Regions from separate parts of the Mus musculus genome. Here regions 2 and 3 are each linked to region 1. Evidence: chromatin loops called from intact Hi-C (ENCODE). Cell type or tissue: left cerebral cortex. All regions are shown on one strand. Links, peaks and the distances in the headings refer to the core of each region. The heading gives the core; the rest is flanking DNA.

Evidence for each region. Hi-C counts contacts between places; a loop is a spot of excess contacts. Peaks named below come from ENCODE experiments on the same cell type or tissue, not always from the same donor. Only the 100,000 strongest peaks of a DNase experiment are listed, where the experiment ranks them.
Region 2: a loop joins it to region 1, with 2.7 times the contacts of the local background. A loop is called at or near these places in 3 of 42 quality-filtered maps.
Region 3: it touches region 1 in a loop (2.1-fold over the local background); 3 of 42 quality-filtered maps call a loop at or near these places.

The regions. Positions count from the first base shown.
Region 1 is chr2:14,335,418-14,346,441 of GRCm38, forward strand. No RefSeq gene overlaps it. Among named protein-coding and RNA genes, the nearest start is that of Slc39a12, 47 kb to the right of the region's middle. In left cerebral cortex, for the core only: no CTCF peak of the experiment used is centred there; DNase peaks (open chromatin) are centred at 5,153, 6,436, 6,701 and 7,850; H3K4me3 peaks cover 304 bases; H3K27ac peaks cover 860 bases.
Region 2 is chr2:14,672,529-14,683,552 of GRCm38, forward strand. All of the region lies in intron 2 of Cacnb2 (calcium channel, voltage-dependent, beta 2 subunit), which reads left to right. Among named protein-coding and RNA genes, the nearest start is that of Gm32741, 73 kb to the left of the region's middle. In left cerebral cortex, for the core only: a CTCF peak has its summit at 4,572; DNase peaks (open chromatin) are centred at 2,634 and 4,571.
Region 3 is chr2:14,387,896-14,398,919 of GRCm38, forward strand. It overlaps Slc39a12 (solute carrier family 39 (zinc transporter), member 12), which reads left to right and starts at 503. Exons shown (of 13, transcript NM_001012305.2): 1 at 503-603; 2 at 1,349-1,683; 3 at 8,177-8,458. The coding sequence starts at 1,426. In left cerebral cortex, for the core only: no CTCF peak of the experiment used is centred there; no DNase peak of the experiment used is centred there; H3K4me3 peaks cover 862 bases; H3K27ac peaks cover 523 bases.

The sequences.
Region 1 (11,024 bases), core at 1,245-9,244:
ACATTCTGCCTACACTGATAAATGCTATCACAAAAATAAAAGAAAAATAATTTTTGATAAAAAATTAAAACTGTTATAGTTAAATTATCTTATAAAATGCTAATTTTAAAAACATAGTCATGATAACCAGGCATAGTGATGCATGCTGTTCAGGCTGAGGTAGACGACTGAACTTGAGACTAGCCTTGGCTGAAGAACAAGAACCCCTCCCCACCAAAACCCCACCCCTCAACCAACACTCCACCCACCAAACCAGAACAAACAGCAACAAAATCCCACAAATATGTGAGAGCCCTGCTAGGGCCTTGGAAGTGAACCATGCAAGCCAGTGAGTCTTAACTATAAGAGTCAGTAGCATTTCTCTGAACACCGGGAATAGTGCCTGGGAGAAGCCACTTGAATAGACACATGAAGAGGGGCCTAGAAATGAGTGAAAAGCCTTTTAGGGGAAGGAGGACAGCAGAGGTGGAGCTTGAGAGGGCTTCTGGAATAAGAGGGCTTTGAGCAGAAAGGATGAAGAGGGCTGGGCTGGGCTGTGATTCAGACATGCTAGGCTCCTGTCCTCTACTGAAGTGACTTACCAAAGGGACAGTATAACGAGAGCTGCCTGCCTGACCTGGCTCAGTTTAAAAGCCAGAAGTACTTCTGCTTTTTATGCACTTAAATTCCCAGGCATAGCCACAGGGAACTAGGGTCAGAGGTCTCCACAGTTTGGGTCACAGAACTGTTATGTGCATGAACACATAATAAGCAAAAATCACCATATCATTGTCTTCTCAATAGCAGACTAGAGTCAGGGTGTCCTTTCTTTGCCAACCTTTGCATTATTAAGAGAATAAAATGCCTGTGCTAGCAAGAACTTCTCAGCTGACGTCTTAGGGAGAGACAGTTTCATTAAGCAAGAGTGTTCTGTTGTGACTGGATTGTAATCACCTGGCCCTCCCCTAGACCTCTTAGATTAGAAGAGAGAGGGACTCAATAACATAAATGAAATCTTTAGGTAAGGAGTGGGATGGACACCACACACACACACACACACACACACACACACACACACACACACACACACACAGGGGCATGTGCATGCACACACCTGCATGCCTGCCCACACCCATATCAGCACCTGCACCCATACTCCCTCATGTGTATGTGTGTGTCTCAGCTGATGAAGCACTTGTTGTTTGGAAAGTATGAAGACCCAACTTTGATTCCCCGATCCCCAGAATTCATGTAAAAAACCATCATGGTGGTACACACGTACAATCCAAACTTGAGGATGTAGAGGCAGGAAAGTTCCCCGGACCCAGGGGCCAGTCAATTCAGCCTAGGCAGTTATTGCTAGGCCAGTGAGAGACGATGTTTCCAAGGGCATAGATGACATCCCTACAATGACATCTGAGATTGCTCTATGGCCTCTGTGTGTATGTCTGCGTTGAAACAACAACAGCAGAAGAAAAATTTCAGACAATTCTACTCGGTAATAAGTTTCCAAGGCTTGATTGACACCTTCCTGAAGTATTTTTTAAATTTACAAGCCAGTGGGGTGGTGTTGACAGATGGCTTGTTTTGTGGTGTTAGGTCAGGAATTCCTCCTTTGGAGAGGTGATTGAGTTCCTTATGAAAGAGTCACCACAGACATTAAGAATTTTTGTCTTTGTGCCTTCTACCACATGAGGACCAGGCCTTCTTCTCTTGTGAAACACAATGTAGGAGACTCTAGCAAATTAGTACCTTGCATGTTGACTTCTCCTGGAGACTGTGAGAGAGTAAGTAATTCTGTTTTCTTAAGTTACTCACTTCTATCACAACCGCACAACGGGGCCTCAGAGAGGAAGAAGTGATATAAAACGGTCCCTGCTGGTAGTGTGAATCATTCCTCCCCATTCCTGATCAGTCTGAATTCCTGAGAAGTGAAGGTGGTGAGCTCTTTCCCAGTTTTGGAAAGAACAGTGAGCCCACATCCTTGTGTAGTATAACTGATTCTAAAGTGACCAATTTCCATTCAAGATGGGGTTTAACCAAAAGTGATCGAATTATTGCCTGTTTCATGATGATGTTTTTCCCCGCATAGGGAATACATATTGTGTCCAAAGATCATATAAAGTTAGCCATAAAATATTGCTTTTGGTTAAGTCTCAAGAAATGTTATGGTAAAAAAAATGTATCAGGAAGAGATGGAATCAGAGAAAAATTTTACCCAAATTACACCACTAAGTACCAGGAATGCCTGTTTTGGTATTAGCAGTTCTTCATTCTGTAAATAGCATTTTTCATTTAGAAGGGTCTCTGACAGGCAGCTCCTTTAAAAGAAGGTGACAGGGACATTAGAGGGCTCCTGTTGTTGGCTGGAGACACTGTGTGCTGCTAATTTTCTTTGGCAATAACTATTGATCTTGAGCCAGCCCTGAGTGACAAGTGGAAACCCTTCCTTGCATAGCTTTCCTTTGGGGGTCTGATTAGTTCCCTGGGGGTGGTAAAGAACTCTACATTGCTTTTGCTTTCTCTTGCTGGTTTTCAGATTTTGTGTATTTAAAACAATAGGCATTTATTTACTTTCTGGAAAAGGACAAAAAAGTCCAAACCCTTTGTATTTCTTCGGTGCATGGCTTCTGTGGGGGAATCTCTAGCCCTGCTGTGCACTAGGGCCCCAGGACCCTGTTCACAGTTCCCTGTTCTTTAGGTCCATGTTTAGATTTTCAAGAAGTACCTTAGCCAGAGTCCTGGAATCTGTGTTTCAGTTAGCTCCTCAGGAGAGCCCAAGGAATGAGTTTGATGGACAGTGAAGTGGAAACTTCTGGTTTCTTGGGAAAGTTAGTTATGTCAAGTTATGTTTTGCTGGGGCATACAGGTGAAAGGACGTCTTGCTAACGCAAACATGTGAAAGACTGTTTTTCTGAAGCAGACACAGGTGAATAGATGTTTGAATATAGCAAACTCATGAAAGGACCTGTGATGAAGGAGTGTAAATATGACCTCACAGACAGTTCAAGATGAGCACTGAGCATCGGTTTGGTTTGGTTTGGTTTCAGCTCATTATTCTCTGCTAAAGACATGCATGTATTGGTTTGCCTTGCACTGTGTCGTTGAGCTCTGCTTGTGGTTATGCTGCCATTGAGAGAAACTCTCTCCACAAAGAACTGCTCCTGAGGTGTGTGAGGTTCCCTCAGCAGCTTGCTGCTTCTACAGCCCTGCCTCAGGTCGGTTGATGAGCCTTGAGGTTTCTTCAGGAGTGAACTACAGCTGCTGGTTCATGTGTGGTGTCTGCCTGCCAAGAGGACTGATCTGCAACTGCTGAATCATTTCTGGTGTTTGCCATGGAACTGAACTGCTGACAAGATCCAGCTTGCCCCCAAAGAACTATTGCTGAACAGGTCTACTTCCCCCACATCCTAAAAACTTTTCTCTTCCACAACCTGTGCTGGGTGGTGGGCTAGAGGAGAGGTTGGACCCTTGTTAAAAGTAGGTTGCAAAAAAAATGTATGCCCACAGGACATTCTACATTTGGAGTTATATTGTATTAAAATAGTATTTCCCTAAAAATGTTAGGAATCTCACATAACCTGAGGGTACAGCCCAAGAGCATACAAATCAACTAAAACCTTAGCAACTCCATTTGTTTCCTGTCAGGAACTATAGGTGCTAAATTCAGCTCCCGTGTTTGATATAGATTGTGTCATAAATCTATAAACCCCTGGCCTGGAATCACAGTAGCAGTGTTGGGAAGTGAGGGATCTTTTGAAGATAGTACCTTGTGAAAACTTCTTGGGTACTTAAGGGCATATTCTTGAAGGCAATTGTGGGACCTCCAGTCTCCAGTGTTTCTCCTTTTTTTTTTTTTTTTTTTTTCTGGCTCTTTGTGTGTTATCTTTGCTGTGCCATTCACCCCTTCCACAATATGTTTCCTTAACATATGCTCCTGTGGTTTGAAAAAGAATGGCCCCAATAGGCTCATATATTTATGCTTAGTCACCAGAGTGTGGATGTGTTTGAAAAAATTACAAGGAATAGGGGGTATGGCTTTGTTAGAGTGGGTGTGGCCTCGTTGGAGGAAGGGTGCCACTAGGGAGGAGGGCTTTGAGGCTTCAAAAGCCCATGTTTGGGCCCAGATTCATATTCTCTCTCTCTCTCCCTCTCTCTCTCCCTCCCCCCTCTCTCTCTGCATACGCATCAGGATATAGAACTCTTAGCTACTTCTCTACTTCTCCAGCACCATGTCCACCTCTGTATAGCCATGCTTCCCCCATGGTGATAATGCACTATCCCCTGGAACTGTAATCCAGATCCTAATTAAACGCTTTCTTTTCTAAGATTTGACTTTATCGTGGTGTCTCTTCACAGTAATAGTACAGTGCCCCAAAACAATGGGTCCATGTATTCATAGACTGGAAACTCTAACACTGTGATCAAGAACAATGCCTTCCCTCTCTCTTCCATCTTTCCTTTAGCTCACTCCATTTTCCTCTGTCTCTCTCTCTCTATCTCCCCTCTCTTTCTCTCTCCTTTTCAGACAAGGTCTTACTGTATCATTCATGCTAGCCCAAAACTTCTATGTAGCTTATTTTGTCCTTAAATTTTCATGGTCCTTATGTGTTGCTGTGCTATAGTAACAGAAAACTGGTAGCATGACACTCTTGCTTTGATCTTCTTCACTTTCCTGTACTTTATTGTACTTTATTGCTCCCAGGACCCTTTTATCAGCATCATTAATTATTATTAATTATCATTATTAATTATTATTAATTATTGTACTTTATTATTATTTTAAATTATTATCTATTAATTATTATACATAACAAATATTATTATTTTATCAGCATCATTAATATTGATATTATTAATTGTTATTAATCATTGTACTTTATTATTATTTTAAATTATTAATTATTAATTATTATTAATTATTGTACTTTGTTGCTCCCAGGACCCTTTTATCAGCATCATTAATGAGTATATGCAAGCAAATACTTCTCATTTGTTGAATTCTGGAGTGTGAACTCCAAGAGAGGAATGGGAAGATATTGTGTAGTTCTGGGGAGGAACTTACAGCTTTGTAAAAAGAGCCACATCTCTACCTTACTGATGATAACAGTAGAGAGTGTCCCCATAGCGATGCTGACCTCATGAGAATTTCAAAGTCCTTGGGCCAGAGTTTGTTCCTCTCCTAAAAGGAAGGAAGCAGAAGCTTTGAGCTTCTGTGTTGAGAGCACAGAATGAGCTGAACTTGTTAACACAGCTCTATTCTCCTCCTTTTTTTTTTTTTTTTAAGGCAGAAGTAGAAACCACAACAGCTTCTTAAGAGAACAGCAATGCATATTTTGAAGGAAATTCTGGCTCTTTTTTCCCCTCAAATGTTGAAGGTAAAGGTACCATTTGTTATAATATAATAATTTATTTGGTATCCATTCTGTGCTCAACGCGTGGCATGTAAATTAATAGGATTCCATGCCGTCCTTCTTCGCCATACACTACCTTGGGGCTTGATTCCAAACTCAGAGGCACTGGCTCTTATATTGATGGGGCAAAGGAGGATTTAAAGTGTCCAGTGGAAAAGGGTTACTGTTTTTCAGGAATCTGTTTCTTTGACTATAAGCATTTATTTGGCTGGTAAGGTTTGACTCTCTTAGAAATATTCAGAACAAAGGGATGGACCTACCTCTCTGTGATTTTTGTGGTACTGAGTTTGAGTCTTAGAACGAGTTCTGATTTCCTTTTATTATTTTTGTATGCGCACATGGACATGCTGAGGCCAAAGAGCTATCACAGGTATTATTCCTGTGATGGTGTGTGTCTCTGTCTCTGTCTCTGTCTCTGTCTCTGTCTCTGTCTCTGTCTCTGTCTCTGTCTCTTCCTCCCTCCCTCCCTCCCTCCCTCCCTCCCTCCCTCCCTCCCTCCCTCTCTCCCTCCCTCCCTCCCTCCCTTTCTTCCTTCCTTTCCTCTTTCCTTCTTTGTCCCAGTGAAACTCCCCAAGTAGGCTGAGGAGGCTAATCAACACGGTATCTCTCTCTGCCTCTCCAGATCTATAATTACAAATGTGTGTTACCTTTTTAAAAGGTAGGTTCTGGGGATGAGACGTCTGTCCTGGTTTGAACTTTGCCAACTGAGCCTTATTGCCAGCCTGACTGTTACTAGGAATGGGTCATGAAATAAATGCTTCTGTCAGAATAGTTTATTCGGATTGAATGTGCTCTGCAACCTCTGCTGACAGCCATCTTCTCGAGTGTGTGCAGCAACCAGCCCGAATGTGTCAGCAATGGCTTTCAGGCACCTGTGACACACGTATCACAAGTAGGATGTTTTGATGTTTGCAGGGTTATAGCTTCTTCAGGCAAAACTTGCAGGGCATGAAGAAAGCAGATTCAGCAAGGACCTTAGCCTGAGCAGCTGACTCGAATCGACTGCCAAGTAGCAAGGAATCTGGCACGCGTTCTGAGCTCCTTGGCCAGCCTGAACCGGCTGAAGCTCAAGCCTCAAGCTCGCCTCTGCACCCCCGCACCTCCCCCCGCCCCCCACCAGTGCAGACAGTTTTCCTGCTTTTTGTTGTTGTTCCTTTCTTGTTTTATTTAAAAGCCAGATTCCTTTCATGAAGGGCAGCAAACATGTGAGCTCTGCACATGCGCAGCAGTGAAGAAATTAGCTGAGGAAGTTGAGGCTGTGTCAGGGCACCTTTCCTGAAGTGGATCCTTGGACATCCAAGCCACTGTGTTCTTTTGGCCTGTCTTCAACGGAGTACGTTGTATGGTGCCAAGCCTCAGGATACCAAAGAACTGCTTACAAAACACTTGCTCCTTCACAAGAAGCACAGCAGTTTAGCCAAGATAACATCGCTGCCAAGAACTCTCACATAGGCTAAGATAAAAACTGAAAGCCCCAGCACATGAGAGTGAGTTCTTGGTAGGAAAAAGCACAGTAAGTTCTTCTCAGCCCTCACCGTCAAGATGGCTGGCACGTGCCACCTACTCAGCAGAGATCTGGATGTCTCAACAGTATAGTTCACCTTTCTGTGTGGATGGGCATCTCCCTGTCCACTGAGGGCCTAGGAAGAACAAAAGCAGCAGCAGGAGGAGTCCACTCTTTTGCTTCTAGTCTTCCTGTTTAAGCCGGGAGCTTCCCACCTCACTGTCCTTGGAATAGGTTTCACGCCACTGGCTGGCTTCCCTGCTTTGTGTGTCTTAGAACTTAGATTGAATTCTACCACCTGCTCCTCTGGGTCTTCAACTTGCAGGGAGGTCTTGGAATTATCAGCCTTCACAATTTGGCCAGCCTGAACCGCTCAAGCTCAAGCCTCAAGCTCGCCTCTGCAACCCCGCACCTCCCCCCCCCCGCCCCAGTGCAGACAGTTTTCCTGTTTTTGTTGTTGTTCCTTTCTGAATTAATTTTTCATAGTCTTACTAGGAAATATATCTGATATACATGTATCCTTCTTCTTCTTCTTCTTCTTCTTCTTCTTCTTCTTCTTCTTCTTCTTCTTCTTCTTCTTCTTCTTCTTCTCTCTTGCTCTCTCTCTCTGTGTGTGATAGAGAGCGAGGGAGAGAGAGAGAGAGAGAGATTTAGTTTAAATAGGGGCAACAAACAGGGTAGAACTGAGCAAAATAGATAAAGGAAGGAAGGCAGGGAGGATGATCCTTTAAGTTCATGGTAGGACAATCTTGCATATAAGAGATAAATTAAAGGGTACCATGACGATGCTCACAACAATCTGAGAGTCATGAGTTGAGCATTTGACTTTCTGTGTCAGGAGACATGGTGGCTCTTGCCTTTTCAGTGTTCCCACTTTCTTCTGAGGAAAGTCCATGGAGCTCAAACAAGGAGATACATTTATTCTTAGAGATCACTGTCTACTAATGAGCCAGAATACACTGTGTCCTATTTTGAGGGGCCAATACAACTCCCCAGGAATCCTTGACAGCTGTGGCTACATGCCAGTTGGTACCCAGCAATAGCCATTTACTCAAGGACATTCCTAACCTGTGTGGTCTGCTTGATTTCTCATGGAAATCTCCATGTTATTATAAAGTTCAAAGCCAATTTAACTTTTATTGCCCCAAATTTTCTGTCCTCAATATTAGATTAAGGATTGTCACAGACCAATGAATATGCCTTCCTTAGTGTTTTTTGTTGGAATTTTCATACATGTATATAATGTGTTTTAATAAAATATACATTCCATCCATGACAGATTTTTCCTATTACCCCTACCATTTTTTCTTTCCAACTTCAACTTCATGTTTTTGTTTTTTTAAACCCACAAAGTCTACTTAGGACTGATTTATGTCTTTTATGAATATGAGACCATCTACTGCAGCATAGGTAGATTTTCATTGTTTTTTTATCTTTTAATTGGATATTTTATTTATTAACAATTCAAATGTTATCCCCTCTGCAACTCCCCTCTCCTATCCCCCCTTACCCTGCTTCTATGAGATTCAATGATGGTGCTCTCCCACCCACCTACCCACTCCTGCCTCACTGCCCTACCATTCCTCTACACGGGGCATCAAACCTTCACAGGACCAAGGTATTCCCCTCCTATTGATGCCAGGCTCCTTCAGCTCTTTCAGTCCTACCCCTAACTCCTCCATTGGGACCCCTATGTTCAATTTAAAGGTTGGCTGTAAGCATCCATCTGCATCTGTATTGGTCAGTATCTGGCAGAGCCTCCCAGGAGACATCTGTAACAGGCTCCTGTCAGCAAGCACTTCTTGGCATCCACAATAGTGTCTAGGTTTGGTGTCTGCTTGTGGGATGAGTCTCCAGGTGGGGTAGTCTCTGGATGGCCTTTCCTTCAGTCTGTGCTCCACTCTTTGTCCCTATATTTCCTTTAGACAAGAGCAATTTTGGGTTAAAATTTTGGAGATGGGTGGGTGGCCCCATCCCTCAACTTGGGGGCCATGCCTAACCTCTGGATATGGTTTCCACAGGTTCTCCTTCACCTTGGGGGGGTATTTTAGCTAATGTCATCCCTGTAGGGTTCTGGGAGGCTCTTGCTTTCCTGGCATCTGGGACTTTTGGTTGCTACTCACTGTTCTTCATCCCCCATTGCTACACACCTCTGTTCAATTTCCTGACCCACTGTGCATCTCCTCCCCTACCTGATTCTTCCCCTCTTTTTCCCCTCCCTCTCTTCTCTTCCTCCAAGTCCCTCCTTCCCTCCTCCTAATTCCCTTGATTGTTTCATTCCTACTTCTAAGTAGGAATGAAGCATCCACTCTTTGGTCTTCCTTCCTCTTGAGCTTCATGTGGTCCAAGAGTTTTATTGTGGGTATTCCATGCTCTTTGCCTAATATTCACTTATCAGTGAGTACATAACATGTATATTTTGAGGTACCTCTCTCAGTATGATATTTTCTAGATCCATCCATTTGCCTGCGAATTTCATGAAATCATTTTTTTAAATAATAGTTGAGTAGTATTCTATTGTGTAAATGAACCACGTTTTCTGTATCCATTCCTCTGTTAAGGGACATCTTGGTTGTTTCCAGCTTCTGGCTATTATGAATATGGCTGCTATGAACATAGTGGAGCATGGGTCCTTATTACATGTTGGAGCATCTTCTGGGTATATGCCCAGGAGTGGTATAGCTGGGTCTTCAGGGACTATGTCTAATTTTCTGAGGAACCACCAGACTGATTTTCAGAGTGGTTGTACTAGCTTGCAATCCCACCAGCAATGGAGGAGTGTTCCTCTTTCTTCACATCCTTGCCAGCATCTGCTGTCACCTGAGCTTTTGATCTTAGCCCTTCTGACTGGTGTGAGGTGGAATCTCAGGTCTCATTTTGATTTGCATTTCCCTAATGACTAAGGATATTGAACATTTCTTTAGATGCTACTTGGCCATTCGAGTTTCCCCAGTTGAGAATTCTCTGTTTAGCTTTGTTCCTCATTTTTATTTTTTATTTTTTATGTTTGTATAAGTTTATTTGAATGCATATGAGGCATTTTCTGTGAGAAATCTGTTGTGTCCGGCCAGCAGACCACAACCTGGGTTCTAGCCTGGAAAGGCATTTTGGAAACCTGGAAGAGAAGAGGGGCTAGGTGGCGAGAGAAAAGAATGTAGCCAAGACAGTTACTCTGATCAAGGCTCAAATTTTATTGTTGCGACACTAGTTATGAAGGAAGGGGGAGGGGACCCGATTCCCGCTGAATAATCTCTGGTCCAGTAGAAAGGTGCACGTGTGTGGCTCCTCAGGTTCCAGCAGTGGGCGTGGCAGAACGAATGAGCAGGAAGCTCCACCCCTGAGCAAGCAGGTTTCAGACTGGGGGAGGGGAGACTACATCTCCTCCCTTTTATTAACAAAATTAAAAAAAAAGAAAAAGCTGGCCTGAGGGGGGAAAAAATTATCTATGCTCAATAGTTCTGCCTGGAATCTAGGGCTAAAGAAAAAACTTGCTTTCATGGGATTCCTTAACTTTTCTTATGGTAAACTGTATCTGGCTAAGAGTGACCTTTCTTATCTTAGTAAACAACTAACTGAAAAGCCTGGAGCTGTTGGCTCTGACTTTATAATGCTAATTAGTACTTGGTAGGTAACTTTCTAGTTGAATTTTAAGTAGGGCGTTGGAACTCTGGCTAAGTTTGACTGAACAAATGTGAAATACACTATAATAAGAATAACACTAAGTTGATATTCCTCCGCATTTTTGGATGATAGGTGGGAAACAGGGAGAAGGAGTTCGACCGGCTCTTGTAGTACAAGGCCAATTGGCTTTTTTATTTGGGTGGGAGGCAGTGAAGGGCTTGCCCTTTCAATAGTACGTCTCCAATCTCTCTCCCTCCTATTAATTAAGTTAAAATAAGGCAATGCTTAACTGAGGTGATTAAATGATTTTCTCATCCGTAGATGAGTGGGCTTTTAACCTTGGCTTGGGTGGACATGGACCCGATTTCTCTCGTGGGTACTGATAAGACCCACACCTGTGGCTCTGGGTATCTTTTGGGGAGGTGAGGCAGAGCCGAAAAATATTTTTGATTTTTAGCCAAAATATGATACCAACCTCTTTTAAACTGGGTTTATCTCACAGGAAA
Region 2 (11,024 bases), core at 1,383-9,382, 340 kb after region 1:
ATGCTGGGGGGAGGGGGGAACCAATCCAGCTGATTCAAAGCCAGGCACCATTTGTGGGAATTTCTGCATTCAAGTTGGCAGGAACGTCATTCATAGCAGCAATTCAGAGGAGAGTGCTGAGAAAGAGATCCATCTATGGTTTAAGCCCGAAGAACTGATCAACTACAAGTCTTTTTTTTTTTTTTTAATTAGGTGTTTTCTTCATTTACATTCCCAATGCTATCCCAAAAGTCTCCCATGCCCTCCTCCCCATCCCCCCCCCCCACTTCTTGGCCCTGGCGTTCCCCTGTACTTAGGCATATAAAGTTTGCAAGACCAATGGGCCTCTCTTTCCACTGATGGCTGACTACGCCATCTTCTGAAACATATGCAGCTACAGACACAAACTCCGGGGGGTACTGGTTAGTTCATATTTCAACTACAAGTCTTGTGCCCATGACTGGGTGTGTACAAATAAGCATGGAGAAACCAGAGTCCTTTTCAGGACAACTGATGGGTTTCTGGATAGAGCTCTTCATCCCACTGACAGGATGGATCATCTTTTCTAAAACAATAAAGACTTTGGAACTGGGGTAGGGGGGAGTAGTTTGTTTCCCCAGTGAGATCCCCTTGGCGAAAACTAATTTTTATTTGCATATTGAATATAGCCTCTGAATTAGGGATGAGGAAAGTGTCTATTTCTTCTTTCAGCTCTAGGGCCCCATCCAGCAGAACACATGTGGGCCCTGTGCATCCTGCCTCAGTCTCTGCTCCTGTGAGCTTTGCTCCTGTTGATTTAGAAGACCTCGTTTTCTTTGTGTCAGCTATTTCCTCTGCCTTTCACCTTCTTTCTACCTCCCCTTCCTCAGGGTTTCCTGTTTTCTGAGGGGAGGAACTTGACAAGACATTGCATTTAGGGCTGAGTTTTCCAAGGTCTGTCTCTATCTCTGCATACTGTCTGGCTGTGAATCTCTATCTGTTGCAGGAGGAAGTGTCTCTGCTGATGACTGAGCAAGGTACTGATCTAAAAGTATAGAAGAATGGCATTTGGAGTCATTTTATTGCTCCATTGTCTCTTGTTTGTTTGTTTTTTAGAACATTAGTATTTGGTTTTACCCTAGGCCCCCAGGATATATGGTCTCACTCACTCTGTACCTATTCAATAATTTGAAGTCTTAGAGGAATAAGGCAATTAAAGAAGATCGAGGGGACACAATTGGAAAGGAAGAAGTCAAAGTATCTGTATTTGCAGATGATGTGATGGCGTACATAAGTGATCCTAAAAATTCCACCACGGAGTTCCTACAGCTGGTAAATACTTTCAGCAAGGTAGAAGGGTGTCAAATTAATTCAACAAAATCAGTAGCATTCCTCTATATACAAATAAAACACTGATTAGAAAAAATAAGGGAAACAATACCTTTCACAAGAGTCTTAGATAATATAAAATCTCTTGGGGGTAACTCTAGCTAAGCAAGTGAAAGACTTGTATGGTAAAAAGACACCGAAGAGATTACAGGATGTATCAGAAGATGGAAAGATCTCCCACGCTCATGAATTGGTAGAATTGTAAAAATGGTCATTCTATCAAATGCAATGTACAGGTCCAATGTCCTCTCCATTAAAATTCCAACACAATTATTCATAGATTTCCACAGAAAAAGACAATTTTCGATTTCATATGGAAATATACAGAGAGAGACAGAGAGACAGAGAGAGAATAATACAATAACCACTGGAAGTATGGAAGTATCACTGCCCCCAACCTTGCTGTACTGCAGAGCTATAGTAATAAAATTGGCATGGTATTAGAGCAAAAACAAACATGTCAATCAGTGGCTTCAAATTGAAGATCCAGACATAATCCATATACCTATGGATAGCTGATACATTTATATATATAAAGAATCCAGAAATATACACTGGAAAAAACATAGCATCTTTAACAAATGTCACTGGTCAAAAACTGAATGGTGGCATATAGAAGAATTCAAATAGTCCATACTCATCAGTCCACTTAAAACTCAAGTCCAAATGCATAAAAAACCTCAACATAAAACCAGATATCCTGAACCTGATAGAAGAAAAAAACAGGGAATAGCCTTGAACTCACTGGCACTGCAGAAGACTTTGTGAACAGAACACTATTAGCACAGACACTAAGATCGACAATGAATACATGGGACCTCATGAAACTAAAAAGCTTCTGGATGACAAATGACACCATTATTTAAACAGAGTGGCAGCCTACAGAATGGGAAGAGATTTTTTTTCCAATTACATATTTAACAGTGGGCTAATATCCAAAATATAAAAAGAACTTAAAAAACAAATATCAAAGAAATAAGTAACCCAATTTAAAATGTGATACAAATCTAAACAAGAAATGCAAATGACTGAGAAACACTTAACAATGTTCAACATTCTAAGCCATGAGGGAAATGGAAATCAAAACTACTTTGAGATTGCAGCTTATACCCATCAGAATGGCAAAGATCAATAAAGTACATGGCAGCTCATGCTGGTCAGGATGTGGAGTAGATAAAGGGGATACTTATTCATGGCTGGTGAGAGTACAAACTTGTATAGCTACTGTGGAAATCAGGGTGGCAGTTCCTTGGGAAGACGGTAATTGCTCTCTTTCTATATATACTACTCTTGGGTATATACCAAGGAACACTTCATCCTACGAGAGACACTTGCTCAGTCATGCTCATTCCTGGCTATTCAACATAACCAGAAACTGGAAACCACCTAAGTCCCTCAACAGAAGAAAAGATAAAGAAAATATGGCACATTTACATAATTGAATATTACTCAGCTGTTAAAAAATGAAATTTGCCAGTAATTGGATGAAACTAGAAAAAAAAATCATCCTGAGTGAAATAACCCAGATCCAGAAAGACAAAAATGGAATGTATTTGATTATATATGGATGATAGCTATGACCTCAAAGATAAGCAAGCTGTAATAGAACCACAGAGGTTCAACTCTATATAGTAAGACATGGGAGAGGGGAGACAGACAGCTCTCCCTACGGAAGGGAAATAGAAGTTAAGAGTGGATGGGGGTGGGGATACTGGAATGGGAAGATCATGTGGGGCCAGGGAGGGAAGAAAAGGATAAGGGAGAGACTATGGAGAGAGACATCTAAAACTAAAAACCATTTGAGGGGTAAAATGGAAACCTATTATAGTAGACACTTTATAAAATATGTAGATATATGAAGGGAATATAGGTGAAATCTCCTGATAATTCAGGGGACGGATCCCAACCTGGACATCTCTTGTCATGAAATGAATCTTCTAAGTGGGCTTAGGTTACACTAATTGGGTTGTTGGTGAAAGGAAACCCATGGGAATCCCCAAATAACACAGGCTCCTTCCAAGACTGTAGGTTGCTCTCCATAAGCTGATAGCAAGGCCCCACTGCTGAAGACAACACCTATATGGCTCCTTGTACTTGGAGAACTTGAGCTGGTGCCTACATAAAGTCATTATACTACATATTAGTGTCTTTTGTACAGGAAGGTACTCTGCACAATATCAAAGGAAAAATGTAAACACCAACCCAGCCCCAAATCATTTACCATTTACAATGCTGTCCTGCCTGCTACATATCCTGGCACACACACACACACACACACAATGACACAAAGCTTGTGGAAATATTTAGATTGACAAATCTGATTTGACTTAAGGCACACTCCATGGGACAGAACCCATACCTGGCATTGCTTGTGTGATTAAAAAAATAATAAGTACATATAGAATGTTTAAAATTACCCTTGTCATGTCATGCTATTTATTGTTTGGAGCGTGGATGCTCATGAACATATAAAAGTGATTCATAACATGATTGGTTTACTTTCTAAATTTTAACCCTGAAACATGTTTCTTTTACATTTTCCTGCTGTAAATGTGTGCTGTGTGGTGAATCCCCCTTTGAAGGGCAGAGGAAATGCTGAAAGGCACCCACACAATACTTTCAGGATACCCTAGAATGAAGCAAGTGTTCCTGCCTGGACTAAATTAAAATTAAAAGCCCTTACTGCAGTAGCCATTTACTATCTTGCCAGGGCTGATAAAACAAATACGTAACAGCTGTCCAACACAGAAAATTCCAGTTAAGATCACTCACCACCAGCCCGCTGAGTTATCCTGCAACTAAATAGCTGTCAAATCATGGTGAGAGTCCAGGAAAGTGGATGAGGGTGAGAGCACAGAACTGTAGCTTCTAATGGCACAATGAGAAAGGACTTTGATATGACAAAAAGTGATATTGTCATGCTTGTGTATTGTGCCTGATGTCCCATGTCTCATCTACTGGGAGGATAACCTGCCTGATTGGATTAAAGAAAAAGTAGGATTTCACACTAATAACTAAAACTGCAGTACTGGGTCTTGCCTAAAGGGATTTAGTTTTGATAGAAGAACTAGTGGGAACTCTTTGGGCCTATTGTTTGTGACGTGCTAAGTCTTCAGTGTTAAAAATGAAGACAGGTTGGTAAAAGATCGTACCTCCATGCCCACACCTAGATTTGAGATGTGGCATTTCACAGGAGCAGCGACATCTAGTGTTTCTTCCTGAGATAGCAGCGACTCTGAATGAAGGTCATGAATTCAGGAGCAGCCTACCAACCAACTTGGACTACTTCTCCCAGGGTCTGACTTTGACGATTTTTGAAGCATATCACATTCATCTAAGTCAGGGAACCTGGTTTATTCCATATTTTTATAACTGTTCTGCAGAGCTGCAGGGTGGCCAGACATTTTGCTTATGTTCTGGCCCAGCGCCAGCAAGTTCAGAGCTCAAAGGCCCCCTGAGAACTAGGCATTTCTGGGATGAATCTAGAGATTTGCAAAGAATATTAAGTGAGCATAAAGCTACTTTCCATTAAAAAAGGGGGCCCAAGCTAAGCCCCAACATTTTCTCTAAATACATTGTGACACAGACAATTGTTTTGAATTAGAAGTGATCAGAAAGATCTTAAAAAATCAAAATGAAACTCACCAAAAGCCTTTACTGTTATATGTAAAGTACTGACTGTACTTTTCTAAGACAACTTTTTCTAATGCTTGAAATGTCAGGACTATGTATCATTTTTGTACCAACTGATGAATCCAATGCTTGAGAAACAATAAAACCCTTTCCAGGTGCCTGTAAATTTCCCCTGCAACCTAAGCCTCAACTGCAGAGTCTCAAGGCTGTACTTGAAAGCGGCCTGCGTTTGGGGATTTAGTCTAATATTGGAGACAACTTTGAGCTCTTATTTTTTCTTATTTAGATCAGTTGGTGGTGGTGTGTATGTATATGTGTACATGTGTGCGTGTGTGCATGCATACATGTGTGTGGGGGGGGAGGGTGGTACATGAATGTGAGGGTGCAGACGTACATTCATGGACACACATGTAGAAGTCAGAGTAAATCACTTGAGTGTCTATCGCTCTCCACTTCATTGCCTTAAACCAGATTCTCTCATTGCTATTTTACTTAGGCTAGCTGACCAGCAAGCTCTTAGGATTCACCCGCTCTTATCCTGTAATACTGGAGTAGCAGGCAACTGCAGTCATGCTTAGCTTTTTGTTCTGCCTTGTTGAGATGCTGGGGATTCAAACTCAGATTGCATAGCAAGTGCTCTTATACACTGAGCCATCTACTTAAAGTTTCATAGGTCAATTCTTGATATCCATAGAACTGAAGTGTGAGCTTAGGTACCTCTGGGGTCCCTATGTACTGTCATTCTACAGTTCTTGCTTGTTAGTCTAAAGTTCTCCTGTGAGTGCTTCAGTGTGTACATCTGGGTGCCACAGTCTTATAGAGGGAGAACTTCCATGGACCTTTAGTTCCCTCTGTTTTAAGTATAACAAACATAAGTGCTAATTTTTCTTAGTGGGCATTCCCTTTTATTGCAATTCTGGCCACCTGTGCTAGTTAGAGATGGCAGCAACACAGTTCTCTATCTCTAGAATGCCTCTATCTCTGTGGTTTAAAAATAGACAATGGTTACCAATAACAAAAGCTAATTTATTGATTGTAGCTATTGGGGGAGGACAACAAAAGCTAGAGAGCCATTTTCTAGAACTATGCTTTTCTCCCACACCCCCACATGCAATTTAAAGAAATCTATTCTGTGAAACTCAACCATGCCTTAAACTCTCCGAATTCCAAAACAGATAGAGATCTCTGTGAATTGTTCATTGTAAGCAAGTAGATGCAGACACTATGGATTATTGATTTCTGCCTGGGTAATAGAGCCACATACAATGCAGAGTCAGCCAAATTGGAGTGGATGTGCTGTCAATACATTTATATAATCCACTTATTAAGCCCAAGTGTACAGCTGCCCAGAGGTAGACCAAAGATCCTTCCTGAACTGCAAATGGAATGTCCATATCAATTCATTTCTTCATACAAACACTGAACAGACATTTGCTCAAGAGACTCTACCACACAGGCATGTGGAAAAGCACGGGTCAATGTATCTTTCTTATTACCCTGTTTTGAACAGCCAAGAAAGTTTCCTTTATCCATGGGTGCATGCTTTATTTAGAAGGTGTAAATATCATGTATCATGAAGTTAATAGTTCCAATGTGTCCAGAGTTTACCAGCATTATCAAAAGTAAGAAAATAGGGACCAGGTTACAAGGCCATAGATTTAGTTGGGAAGTCAATAGGATTCTCACTAAGAGAACAATATTTGAGAACAACTTGATGTGAATGATAAGTCAAGCAAACCTTCCAAGCAGGGGGAATAGTCATTGCAGAGGCCAAAGAGTGAGTGGAGTTTAGTTCCTTTTAGGTTTGTATCTTAGTGGCCAAGATACCTGACAGAAATAGCATGGACCCTTTAGAGGGTTCCAACCATGCTTCTTGAGCCCATGTACTTGGATGTTAGAAAATCAAGGCAGCAAGCGTGTGTGGCAGAAGAAATTCTTTACCTTATAGCAGTCAGGACACAGTAACAGAGGGACCTCAGGATAAGCTAAGGCACCTGAGGATGTATTCCCTGTACCTACTTCCTCCTGGGAAGTCATACCTCTTCTTGTCTCCAGAACCTGCAAAAGTAACTTCACAAGCTTAAAACCAAAGGAGAACATTTCATATTTAAGCCATGGAGAAGGATGCTTCGTGTGTTTGTCAAGGAGGCAGTGTGGCTGTATCTGAGAGTGAAGGGGATGAGGCAAGAAAGGGAACCAAAGCCAGTTCATACCTAAAACTTTCCTTGTCCCCAGGAACCCCTTTTCTTTGTACAACCCTCTATGGCAGAGGTTCTCAACCTCCCTAGTGCTCTGACCCTTTAATACAGTTCCTCATGTTGTGGTGACCCCCACCCATAAAATTACTTAGTTGCTATTTCATAACTATAATATTGCTACTGTTATGAATTGTAATGCCAGATATGCAGGATATCTGATATGAGACCTTATGGTGGTCATAACCCACAAGTTGAGAACCACTGCTCTATGGTCTCTCCATAGTGGGAACAGTTTTGAGATATGTTTGTCTTCCATATACTGAGTCACGTCTGCTTCATTTCCTTCTTTATGTTATGGTTTTCAGGACACCCTAAAGGTCTGCAAGAGAATTGAATTTCAATGAATGGTCTATACCAACACTTTGCTAACTATAGTCCAAGGAAGGCCACTATGGTCTAACTATAGTATCTATTTAATAGAAATACTTCTAGTTTGACTAATCTATACCAAATGCAAATCCTTTGTAAAAATTTATCTTACTGAAATCTGAAGCTATTTCAGTTACACAGTGTGGCGATGTGTCATTTTGACTAATTAATTCAGTCAACAGTCTATTCATTATGTCTAATGAAAGATTTGTTTTTCCTGATCTATTGATCATCATAGAATCTAGTTTCGTATGCTTGAAATAGGAAAATTATAGATTCTTTAAGTTTGCATTTATAAAATTATTTTGTGTGTGTGTATTGTTTATGTGAGTGTGTAGCATGCATACATGCATACATACATGCATGCCATGGTACCAATGTAGAGGTCAGAGATCAACTTGCAGCATCTTTTTTCATTGTAGGGATCCTGGGGATGAAACTCAGGTTTGACAGGCATGATGGCAAGGGCCTTTGCCTGCTGAGCCATCTCTCTAATAAAATCTTTCAAGAACCTGTTAGAACCTTCTCCATCCATAGATGAGGCACATAAGGAGTGTGGTGCTCTCATCCAGCTCATCATGTGTGTGTTTGCTCACTTCTTTGTCTTTATCAATTCATCAATTCATCTCAAATTTACTTCTTAGGAAAAAAAACTTCTACCCACAGAATCTTCCCCAACCCTCGAAATGTGAAATACTTCAGCAATATTGTTCTTCAAGGGTAGGGAAAGAAGCAATTTGAGCTAGTGGTGAAAGACAGAAGAAAATCAGATGGCAATTAGATTCCAGGTGCTGTTGGCAGACATTTAACCTCAGATAGGTCATTCTCAGAAAAAGCATTGCATTTACTCTTTCTTATTTGTGGAATACAGTCCCCAACTGGGTTACCTCAGTGGCAGAGGATGCACCTAACTCTACCGAGACTTGATGCACCAGGGTTGAGGGATAACCAGTAGGGTCACCACCCTCTCAGTACCTGCTAAGCACTGCTCATATTATCTGTGCCTAGGAGACTTGTTGCCTTGGCTTGCCTCTGAACATTTTGACCTTTATCATGGCTCTTCTGAAGTTCTCACTCATATTATTTTAGTTTATTTTTTGGCCTCCAGGATCCCAAAGTGTTGAACACTGAAGTGCTTCTATCACGGGACATTGTATCTAATCATACCTATGATGTAGATTGTGTTTAGATTTGGTTTTGAAATGTCCCCCACATTGAACTATTGGTCCCTGCCTAGAAGTGTTCCTCTGGGTGCTTATAAAAATCTTAGAACACAAGACCAACTGGTAATAGACCACTATGGGTGGATCTTCCAGGATTCAAGTTCTACCCCACTTCTGGTCCTGTTCTCTGCCTCCTGACCTGCCAAATTCTGAAGAATCCTTACCACAAGCTCCCAATGACCAAGTTACCTGAACCACCATGATTTTCTTCCCATGACAGACCACATTGTCTAAACTGTAAGCCAAAATAAGTCTTTCTCTATGAAGCTGATCAGATATTTTGCCATGACAGTGAACAAAGTAGCTGATATGAGAATGTAATTAAGATTGGGATATAACAGTTTTGCCAGGGTGGCCTGTCTACTCTGGTTAGAGATGGGCTCAGGAAAGAGAGGAAAGTCAGAATGCTCTGTGATCCTTTGAGCCTTGCACTCCCTTGGTATTTGGTGACTCCAATTTATATTTCTTTCATATATTTTAAGAAGTGGTGGTGCAGTGGAAGTGCTTTAATCCCAGCACTTGGGAGGCAGAGGCAGGTGGATTTCTGAGTTCGAGGCCAGCCTGGTCTACAAAGTGAGTTCCAGGACAGACAGAGCTACACAGAGAAACCCTGTCTCAAAAAAAAAAAAAAAACAAAAAAAACAAAAAAAACAAAAACAAAAACAACAACAACAACAAAAAACAAAAACAAAAAAACAGAAAAGGAGGTTCTATAGTATCTATAGTATTAGCTTTCCATACAACTCCTCAAATGGTCCGTCAGTTCAGCTGTCCCTTCCCTGGACCTCTCTCATAGCCAAATGAAATGTTCAATGAGGTATATCAACATGTTGACCAAAGAGGCTCCAAACAATCCACACGGTTACTAAGGCTATTGGTTGTTCTCCACAAACTTATGGTACAGCCGCATTGTTGAAGACAACATCTACATAACTCACTGAAAACAAAGAAATCTGGTGCCTACCCAGAGCCTTCACCCCCACTGATTATTGTGTATGGTACAGGAAGATCCTCTGTACACTACCAGAAGAAAGTAAGCACCAATAGTACTACAAACTCGTCAATCTATAACTATTAACTGCATTGCAAGATGTGCTAGTGCAATACTGTTACAAAGCTTGTGGGAAGCCAACCAATATCCAATTGGATATAACACCTGCTCCATAAGATGGAATCTATCCCTGACACAGCCAGGGTAGCCAAGAACTTGAGACTAAATAGGCCACAGAGATAGGAGAGCACTAAATGCTACTGTTCTGCTAAAAGAATGTAGCCATAAAACAATTCCTTACTCTATACTCATGGGTATCTTGCTCAGCAATCATTAAAGAAGCTTCCTCCTGCAGTAGATGGAAACAAATAGAGACCTACAACTGAACAATATGGAGAGAGTCGGAGCTATAAGAGCACTTGGATCTAAATAGACTATCTCCATCAAATCCCTATCTCCAAGGGTCAGGACAAAGTTTGTGGAAGTGAGTGCAGAAAGATTGTAGGAGCTAATAGGGATGGAAGACACCAAAGAAACAAGGTCTTCTAGACACAACAGGACTGATGCACATATGAACTTGCAAAGACGAGACTGTGACAGTCTGTAATGGGTCTTCACATGTGTAAGTTGGATTAGATCTCAACAAAGAGAAGGGAGGAAACACAAGCCTTCATCTCTAACTCAGAAACATCTCCAATTGATAACGATTTGCAAAGCATAAACTAGTTTCTCCAACAGAGTCTCACTGAGTATAAACCCCATACCCAGTAGTATTTGGCCAATACAAAATGAACTCAGTGGTATTTGAGGAGTTTCTGGACAATAGTTTGTATGGGATATTTATTTATTTAACTTATTACCTTACAGATCTTTTATTTATATATTATGATTTCTGATTTGTTGGTATGGGTTTTTTTGTGCATGTGGACCTGGTATGTGTCTGAATATGTTTTTTGTGCTCTTTCTTTGGCTTCTTTTTTAATGTTTGTTTTGTTGTATTCTGGCTTGTTTGTTTTTCTTTTATCTTATTATTTTATATGCCATCTTATTTTTTAGATATCTGTTTATATTCTAATGAGAAAGAAAAATGATTTAGGTGGATGGATGGGAAAAAGAGAATCTGGAAAGAGTTGGGGGGAGAAAAGCATAATTAGAATATGCTATATGAAAAAAATCTAGTTTTAATTTTTTAACAAGGTAAAA
Region 3 (11,024 bases), core at 1,501-9,500, 53 kb after region 1:
TATCTCATGGGTTGTACCCAGTTTCCACACACAATGGGTGATTGGCACAGGTCCCCCATTTGTATCTACTTACTTCTCAGGTTAGAAGTGCGTTCTTTCATCAAGTACTTTTAGTTTAAACCATTATTTATAAAATCCTTGCATCTTTTAAATATTTGCAAGCTGTGAAACAGTTTTAAAGGGTCAATCTTTCTGTCAACTCTTGGTTTAAGCCTAGGTTAAACAATGATCTCTTTCACTTTGCAAGGTAGAATTTTATTTATTTTTTATCTAGATTCTGTCCCTTGGAAGGCAAATGACTGTAGATAATTTTTAAAATACTGTGCTAAATGTTGATATAAAAGAATAATTCCTCAACCACATTTATTTGATTATCCTGCAAATCTGCGAGCCAGCAACTGTCCGCTTTCATCCACCTTCATTCTTACCGTCTGAGCAGCTCTCTCCATAGCAACTAGAAATGTCTCTGGGCTGAAATAATCCTCTCCAGCTCTCAGCACACAGTTAAGGAATTTTAAAACGGAGAACTGTGGGACCACAAAATGCTCTCAGAAATTTAAAGGCCCAGGGAGCTAGAGATAAACAACTATTTCTCTTCTTGAGGTAAGTGATGGGTTTAGAAACGTCTGTGTCACTATGTCTCTTTTTAAAATGCTAGCATAAGAGTCTGAAACTGTTGTTTAAGCTATAAAGATAATCTTAGGATCTTGTTACTACCCTGGAGGTCATTACTGGATCGTCTCTGGATACTACAAGAGACGCTGTTAACATTTTTGACTCCTTAAACAATCAATTCAAGACTTAGTTTTCTCCAAAAATTCTGATAGACTCTAAGGTGATTTCCCATTCTTTCAGAGTAAGTAGATTTATTATCCTTTTGGGGTCTTGGAGGTTTTCAGAGATAGTTCATTCTCCAGTGTCTTCGTGGATGGTTTTATTACGCTAAAAACTAACTAGTGTTTCTTGAAATCACTATTTTTCTCTAGGGCATTGTCCTCTTCAAAGGCTTCTGACTCAGTGTGATATTGGAAGTGTGTTAAAAGAAATTTTCTCTTTAATTTTCTCCACTGACTGCACAGATTTTTTTTTTTAAGGTGTTGCAGCTCACTCTGTGTCCTGGGCCAGGCACTGGCTGCAGACATGGAAAGTGCACCCTCATTTAACCATTTGACTGATTAGTGCAGGCATAGTTTCCTGCCCACTGTGAGGTGGGAAGTTTCCTGGTCTTTGGGGTTATAAGCTGCATGCAGATCCCCTGTTGCTGCAAATCGGCCCAGGCACCCAATTAGTGAGTCATTTCAAACATGTTGAAAGTCTTGAAGTGTTTATTTTCTCTTTTCTACCACAGGAAACCCTCTGGTTGTAAATTTGTCCTGCATGAAGCCTCCCATTCACCCCCAACACAACCCAAGCCCAAGAGTGGACATGTGCTTCTGGACCAATCTTTCAGTGTGGATGATCCTACTGTCCCACTCCCTCAGCCTCGTTTCCTCTACTGAGACCGGCAAAACCCTCACTCAGAATAACAGCAGAGCTGGGAGCCAAGGCCTGCTAGAAGTTCTGAGGGTCCTCTCTGCTGGTGACCACTGGTCCCTCAACCATCCACAAAGCCTCATCAAAATTCTGTTGGAGAGGACTGGGTGTCCACAGAGAACAGATTGGACACAAGGAGACTGCAAGCTGGTTAGTGAAATAAAGTGGGGTCGGGTACTAAGAATTGCTCCAAAGGGAACAGTGGATCACATAGAGATGGCTTTATTACAACGAAATGACATGCAAAGTTCATATGCAAGCTAGAAGTTCAGCCTGGCACAATAATGTCCCGAATCTTCCTTAAAACAAACCATTCACAAGGGATTTTGTTTTTCAATTAGGAAAAAGTGTTTATGCTTTCTAGAGCCCCTCTGCTTCTTTAGGGACACTGGCTTGCTGATGAGTGCTTGGCCCGTCCTTCCTTCTGCTTTTCTGAGATCCTTTTATTTTTGTCCTGCAATGACCATGGATGATATTAGACAGAGGCTTTTGATCTTCTGTGAGACAATCCCAGCATTCTGATATTTGCCTGACATTCAGTTCCTGAGCATGCACTCCTAGGTGTCAGTTAGTGTTTTTTTAAAGTCTGTGTGGTCCCGAGTTAGTGCCTTGACAATCACTAGCAGGGAGCAATCAGAGCTTCAGGAGAGAAGTGCTGCATTTAGAGTTGAAACTGTTGCCATGCTTCCCGAGACCTATTCCACAGCCTTCCCTACAGCTTTCCTTCTCCCGACCTAACAAGCAAACCCTATCCTGTCTTCTCACCAGAATCAGTTGTGCAGCTCACACGAAGTTACTGCATAAAGGCTTCCTCTTTCCCAGGCTGAATCTTGATTTGCCTAGGATGGATGTGTTGCTGTTGATCATGATTAGTTTCCCTTCTGTCTCTGTCTCTGTCTCTGTCTCTGTCTCTGTCTGTCTCTGTCTCTGTCTCTGTCTGTCTCTGTCTCTGTGTCTGTCTCTGTCTCCCTCCCTCACTTCCTTCCCCTTCCTTCCCCTCCCTCTCCTTTCCCTCCCTCTCCCCCTCCTCCTCCCTCTCTCTGCCCCTCTATCTTTATTGATTCTTTGTGAATTTCTCATCATGTACCCCAATCCCACTCATCTCCTTGTCCCTTTAAACCCACCCCCTCCCTTGTAACCGTCCCCAGATTGCTTCAGCATAAAACTGGGGGGACTACTAATCCCAGGGTTTGGTTGTTGTAGGAGGAGGTCCATCAGGTTCCATTGTGGATGTTTGAAGTCCCTGGAGGAGGTCCATCAAGTCTCACTGTGGAGGAGAACCCGGGTCTTAAAATAACTGCCCACAAAATCCCTCTTTGTCACCCCATCCCGGTCAATGAATTTTTAAAGGAAAAACTTGTAGGTATATAGATAAGTTGAAAGCATGTATAAGCAAACCAGAAGTGCATGTCTGCTTCCAAAGTCAATCTGGATTGTCTTTCTCAGTCCCACAGAGATCTGGGCTGAGGATGGGGTGTGGGTGTGCATTTCCTGGCCAAATGTTTTTTGGTTTTGTCCTTGTAATAAAAAGGGTCTTGCACAGATAGGATGCTTTCTCTGCTCTCTGTGAATGATAAATAATGCCATAATTATTAAAACACCCAATGGTTCCCAGAGGAGATGTGTTATAATAAGCAGCTCTTCTGTGATGACATTAATAGATATAGATAGTAACAACAGACATCCCACTGGAAATAACCAGGAGTCAGATCTTATTAATTTCCGCTGAGAATCTGCTTCAGGGCCATGGTCTCCTTTAATGATATGAAGTGCCTTATTAAGGCTGCTTAAATATTGGTTTTACTGGGTGAACATAAACAGGCAAGACTGTTCTCCATGTTTGGAGCTGAAGAGGAGGGAAGGGGTATTTTATCTTATTTTTAGTGACATTATAAGGGTTTGGCTGTTTGGCTTCCTCTTGAATTATATCTGTCCCAGGGCTTGGAAATGCTCAGTCTAAGAGTGCGGCATCTTAGGGCTGCTCATTCTCTTTCTCTGGGAAACTGAAGAAAAGGGAAACTGATAGGAGAGGGTTTGACTCTCCTGAATATTCCTTTTGTACGACACCTAAGAAACATTTTCTTGTCCTTTGTGAAAAGCCAGCGGAGGAAAGGTCATTCAGTTGCACCAGCATTCAGGTTCTGACACTAAACCTCAGGGTTTGGCTTTGTTGTTGAGTCTCTTCATTAATTTAAGACATATTCTTGGCAGGTCATGCTCATGTTGGATATTCTGAGAGAAACCAGGAGAGCAAGGGGTGGGTTTGTATCTCTCAGTATTTGGGGAAAGAAAGACTGAGGTAGTGTCATTTAATTTCTGATGAGGAAAAAACGGTAAAGTGGAATTAGAAAAATCAGTATGAACATGGGGAATTTAAAAATAAAGCCATTCAAGTTGTAGTTTTTAAAAATGAACAGTTTGGTCCTGATTCCCCCCCCCCCTGTCTTTGTAAGAATAAGTGGAATGTTTTCTGTTTTTTATTTCTGGTAATTGAACTTAGGGCTTTATGCACGATAGAAAAGAACTCTGGCAGTTGCCCTGTTTTCCCAGCCCCTGGATAGAGTTTTAATGGACCCATGTCATGATTAAGTGAAGAGCCAGCCTGCCTCCATCTTAGGCTTAAAGGCTATTTTATAGTAAAGACAAACCAGGCTCATTCCTGTTCACCTCTGTTTCTCAAGGATTGTGCTCTGCCACACCTGTCACTTTAACTACAAATGGTTCTACACTGCCCATTCCATAGAGACACCATAGAGTATGCACAGGGGACTTTGTGCACTCCTTTATGTCTGCTGACACGACAACATGTGATTGACTCGGTGGCCTCATAAGCTTCCTTGACCCAGTGTCTCTGGCAACATTTTAATCAGGGCAACAAAGTTCCCCTGAAATGCTCAATCATCCTTCTCCACCATCTTATTTTCATTACTGACATTAGACCCTTACCAATCCTCTTTCCTTTTTCAGCTCACCTATCTTCCGGTTGCAGGAAATATTACAAATGAGAACCTGCACATTCCCAAGCTTGTGCCTCTGCCCTGGTGGCCTGTCTGGCTATGCAATGGCAGGCAATTGCTGATCGTTTTTTTTTTATCTCATGGAGACTCTGACTCAGAACTCCACAGTCTCTCCACCCAACTTACTAGGTTCCCACTGGTGGGTCACTACCACACCATTCCCATGCTTCAAATCCCACACAGCCTTTGTGGTGTACCTCATGCAAGTCCATGCTTTGCTGCCCTACCTTTCTCTCTTGAACCTGGACAAGCCTCCACGTGAAGGAAAACACAACACAAACTTAGTTCAGAAACAATGGTAACTCATTCATTGGGCACAACAGCTAAAATCCTAATCTTGTAAGCCTTATTCAACCCAAATCCTCCTCTGGTGAATCCTGACAGATTCACCATTGAAACCAGAGATGCTATCCATCCCTGTCCAAAAAGACCTAATTCTCTCCTGTCCCCTCTCTTCCTCTCTTCAACCCGGAAGTCCTGCCTAATTGCCCAGTGATTGACTCCTTTATTCATTAGGGAATTGGTTCACGAGAAGTCACCTGAGTATGACTCAATCCTTGTCTGAAGACCCTCCCAGAAAAGCAGAATTAGCATCAACATACAAACAGCACCAGGACCATCCAGTACATCTTCCTACCAAATAGGAAGGACAGAAAATGATTTGTTGAAGAATTTAATGTTTACATAGCTAACCACTACTAGCTATGGGTCTTTAATCAAGTAACTTAGCATCTTTTAGATTTCATTATAAGTTATACTATGGACCAACATTTTTCATATTTGATTCAGTTCAATATCCTTGCATGTTGAATACAAATTTATCTGCTAACTTATTAAATATTAAATAATGGAGTGATTGGTATTCCAAATGCCTTACATCATGTGGCTATTTTTAGAGGATTATTAAAGAGATTGAGAATTTTTTTCCATTAAAAATAGCAGAATGGAATTTCCACCATCAAAAAATTACTACGTGCAAGGCAGAGACAAATATACCTGTCTCTGTCTGTGAGTTGGAAGCCACCCAAAATTATATTTTCTAGCATTAGCTAGATTACATTTTGAAGAGCACCTGAGTGTGTGATTGTTGTGCAGAGCACTGTCCGTAAATCATAAGTAGCATTATGTGTAGTGTGAGCTTCACAAGGTTATTTACTACATAGGATGGCCTTATCATGGTAGTGTCAACCCAGTTACTGCTTGTGTCTTGGTTTCAGCTCCATCATCAGTTCCCAATTCATACACTCTCTGTAGGATGGGGCCTACTTACAGAAAGCAAAAGGTTTGTTGTGGCTTCAGAGTGGAGTTTGTGTGACCTCTGTATGTGCCCAGAAATTGATTTGAAAAGCACGAGGTCTACAGTGTATGTGGCTTCAGGAAGAACACCTTCATGCTTTGCTTTGATGATGGATATCTGCAGTTTCTTACTAATGTGTACTGTGTGCACCAGCTATTACCCAGCATGTCACATAGCAGTCATGTTATTAGAACCTCCAAGATAACATATTAAAAGACCCTCGGTAATTATCTCCACAGTGGGGTGAACCTCCCTGAAACTTGAGACAGACATCACCCAATGCTTCAGCCTGAGGTTGTAGCTTGGCAGCAGAGCTGCTTCTAGATACTGAGAGAACTTCTTAACTTTCCATGAATAAGTGTTTTTTTTTTTTTTTGAAAAAAATTTTTAGCCAGAATCCCTGTCATTTTTTCACTGTCCAATGATGTTATATTGAAGGTCTTATGTCATGTGACCATCTCAAATCAGAGAATCCACATTTCTCTGTGACTTGTGAAACAATGCATCAGAGTGTAGGGTAAAAAAAATCTTTTCATTCAACCTTGAAGGGTTCTGAGACTATATCAGTGATGTTAACAGAAAAATAAGTCAGGTTAATAGGATAAAAGTCTGTAAGTTTTATTTGTATTGATATTTTATGTGGTGAAGACAGCTATCTAAAATGACAAAAATGCCCCCTAAGGAGTAGGGAATGTATACCACTTTAACAACAACAACAGCAGCAGCAGCAGCAACAACAGCAACAGCAACAACAATGGGTTGTAGAGATGTGACAAGAGGAAAGATGGCTTCAGGGTAGTAAATTGTGAGAACTCACTAGGAAAATATACAAAAGACCCTAAATCATAGATGGTGGAGGTTGATTTGGTAAAGTCTATGTGAATTTACAGAATTATATCAGTTCCCTGGAATAAGAATGTTCTGTTCTTGGTACATAAAGGACACATTTCTCAATGGAAATTTAATCTTTGCCTTTAGGAAGAAAGAGAGAGTGCAGAGACTGCTTCCATATTTACTGTTTCCCAGTTGCCTTTAAGCCAAAATTGTCTACATGTAAAAGAGATATATTTTAGGTATGGTATGTTCTGATTCCCTTTGATGTAATCATTTGGCAGTTCTCCTAGGCAAGAATAGCAGAGGCCTGGGGAGGGGCAGTGTCACTGCATCTTTACAAGATGCTCAGTACTTGGTTCTGTGCCACATGCTGATGGTTAGACCTGTCCTGGAAACCTGACCAGATAAACTCTTGTTCTTGGTGGCAGACAAAATACAATGATCAGGTCAACAGAAATTTTATAATGTAGTGCTCTGAAAAAAATGCAATGCTAGAGATGTCTGTCCAACACAGTAGCTATAGCTACAAGTGACTGTTGAATAAATATTTATTGAATAAATAATAAATACCAAGAATATTGATATGTGTGACTTGTGTGACATAAATATCCTGACAAATGTACACTAGATTTCAAAGACTTGACCTACAAAAAGAGCATAAATTATCTCATTAGTCATTCTTAGACTTTTCAATTACATGCTTAAATAATTTTATCTTAAATATGTAAAAAATTTGTAAAGTACTAAAATACATATCACCTGTTTATTTTCACTTTTAAAATGTGGCCATCAAGAAAAATTGAAAGTCATGTGTATTTTGCATGCTATTTTTATAGAACAACATTGTGAGGTACAATATAGATTGAGAGCCTTGGGGAAGGCCTATGTAAAGAGTAACATTTGTTTGTTTGTTTGTTTGTTTGTGACAGGGTTGCTCTGTGTAACCATCCTGGCTGTCCTGGAAGTTGCTTTGTAGATAGGGGTGGCTTCAAACTCAACAGAAATCTTCCTGCCTCTGCCTTCTGAGTGCTGGGATTAAAGTTGTGCACTATCACATCTGGCTAAGAGTGACATTTAAGACCTGAAAAAATGAGAGCAAAAAGGAGGCCTGCAAGACTGTGGAAAGATCTTTATGGGACTTCAAAGAAACAAAACCACAAGATCAGAAGTTTAGAGAGAAAGGATAATATGAGTCAGAAGAGAAAGAATAGAGACAGGTGGAAGATGCAATGTGGAATGGGACATCATTTCAAAAGCCAAGGAATTGGCTGGGTTTATACGAAGGACAAAGCCCCTTTTACAGAAAGCGTCCCCAGGAGGAGATGGTGATCAGACAAAAGTCTCACCATGACTCACTCTCTCATGGTTGTAGCTGCAGGAACTAACTGCTATACCCTGTACTTACAAGGCATAAGAATTTGATACCTTGTGTGGAATAATTCAGTCTTGTATAAAGCTTAACTTTGTCTTCTTTCCTTCTTATCTTCCCCTATAGTGTTTGGAAGCAGATGCACTGTTACTCACAGCTGGGGGAAATTTGGAGGATGAGCTAAGAGAGGAGGTAGTCCAGAGAGTTTCTCTTCTTCTCCTCTACTACATAATTCATCAGGAAGAGATCTGTTCTTCCAAGCTCAACATGAGCAACAGAGAATATGAGTTTTACCTGCACAGCCTACTCGGCCTTAGGCAGGATGAAGACTCCTATTTCCTTTCAGAGAAGGAGACTGATGACATCTTGGCTTTCACCAGGAAGTACTTTGGCACTTCCAGTAGCCAGGTAAGAAGTGAGGAACAGCTGAGCTGTAGGCTTGTTCATAGTTTTGCCACTTACTCCTAGGACATGGATGAACTTCTAAGAGAGATATGTACTTCTGGTTTAACTCTAGGATAGTGACATAATCCAAAAGTTCAAGTGGAAATGGAATGATTAATGGTAGATGACTTTTAGTCAGAAGCTGGGTGGGTAGGCAGGCCAGGTGACAGGACAGCTCTCATCTCCTGAATAACAATGACTCAAAGCTTTTGATCCACATCCAAGAGATGAACTACAGTGGTCAAAAGCCATGTGTCCATTTGTCATGGCTTCTGGTCAAAGAAGAAGGCAGAAACAGTTTAAGAGATGATTTATCATTAGTGATTTCACTGATGAAATCACTTGTAAAAGGATTACTGCTTAGCCTTGTGTGTCCGGGCTCCTTCTCATCTACCCCTAGCCCCAACTCTCAGGTCATGGGTACCTGCTTTCATTACTATTCTAGAAATGCTTGCCTTTCAAGCATACTTTCTGATGCACAATGGGAAGTTTCAGCAAACAAAGGTATCTGAATGCAATGTTTTTGTTATTATTATTATTATTATTATTCTCATTATATGGAGTTGAGGATATGCCTCAGCAGGTGACATGCTGGAAGCATGAGCACAGACACCTGCATTTGGGTCTCTAGTACCTATGTAAAAACCAGGGGTTACAATTACTCCTGCAATCACCAGGTTGGAGGGGAAAAGGCAGTTATTTGGGAATTGTGGTCAGTCAGTCTAGCCAAAATGGCAACCTTCAGGTTTATTGACAGACAGTGTCTCAAAAAATAAAGGTAGAGGATAATTATTAACATTGACTTCTGGCTTCTACATGGTCACACTCAGGACACTTACACATTTACACACATATGCCTATACCACACACACACACACGCACACACACACACACACACACACACAACACACACACACACCATCATCGTTGTCGTCGTCGTCATTATCATCATCGTCGTCATCATTGATACTGGGGATTGAACCCAGGGCTTTATGCTTACTAGGCAAGAACTCTGCCACTGAGCTACACCCTCTGCTTCATAAATCTTGAGTCATAGTCCCAGAAGAGTTCTTTGAGGACCCATACCACAATTTGAAGGGGGTATGAACATTATTTATGAAACAATGGTTGTGAATCTTTATTATCTTTTGAATTATTCATTGATTTGTAAAAAACAAGCTTTGCCGCAGACCCTCTGGGTCCCTTTGTCTGTGTGGAATGGGTCTCTGGTTGCAGGTGGGCAAAGAGTCGGCAAATGACAGACAGACCAACATGCAAGATTGTGTAGAATCTGAATGTAATTTGTCAAATTGAGCATCAAATTTTTTATACAGAAGAAAATAGGAAAGTTAGGAGGAAAAGTCTCTGTTAGCCTGTTCTGTCTCAACAACCAACAAACACCCTTTCTATATATTACAAATGTACTTAATTTCTCTTTTAACTTGGTATACAAGGAAAAACATATTTACTAAGAACCTTGCAAAGATCTTATGGCACCTCCAATCTTGTGAATATTAATCTTTGGCCTAATTGATCCTGTTCCAATGTTAGAAAAAGGTTCCTTGATGGAATTCAATTTTTAGCTTGAACACCTCCTTAAGTGTTCCTAACTGTAACATCTTCATTGTGATTTCTCTATGATGTTAAATTGGCTCGAATTATCTACTAGGATTTTAGACATCCTGTCCCCTTACTGCCTTTTGATGCAGATTAAATAGAAATGAAAATCCAGTACTTAAAGCAAAATGGTGGGTATGAGTGGGTTTCTACTTATGCTGCCCACATAGTCAGTGGTCAGTCTTTGTGGTATTTGTAAGATCAAACATCTATAGAGAATAAAATAACAGGACACAGAAAACTACTTTTTTTCCCCATCGGGTTAACAAGAGTAAACTACTGTCATGCACCTTTCTTTGCTTTAGCACAGTGATCTCCTAAAGATACCAATGTATGTATATGACTTCTGGATGGTTCCTGTAGTCTATTTAACCACAATGACTTAGGTAGTCAGTCAGTCCAGCCTTTGCAGAAGGCTGGTGACATCTCTCTGCAGACTGATGCTTTGTTCTAGACAGCATAGGAGTTACATACCAGCCTATCCCTTGCAGTCCTAGATTTTAAAATGCACAGGACTTGACATCCACAGGCCACAACCCTAGGAGCCATTTTAGATGCTCCTCAACCAACTTCTAGGAGAAGTGGTTTTACATGTTAGTGTTCTCATCCAGACACACTTCACCCCATTCCTTCACTATCACTTCCATAAGTAACTGCATTTCATTGTCTTCAATCAATATCCCCAAGTGCTGAAGCCTTTGCGGGTTTTTCTGTTGCTTTCTACCTCATCCTAGCCCAGTCTCTTCTGGAAGATAAGTATTGATTGTACTGTAAGGTCTTCTTGGGTCAAAAAAAAAAATGGCTGGAGATTCTACCCTTAACAGAACCTTGTGACTATAACATTCGTTTTTATAGCCTATGAAAAATTTACATCGCCGTGAGGGTCATGCTGCTATGTCTCAACTTGTTCCTT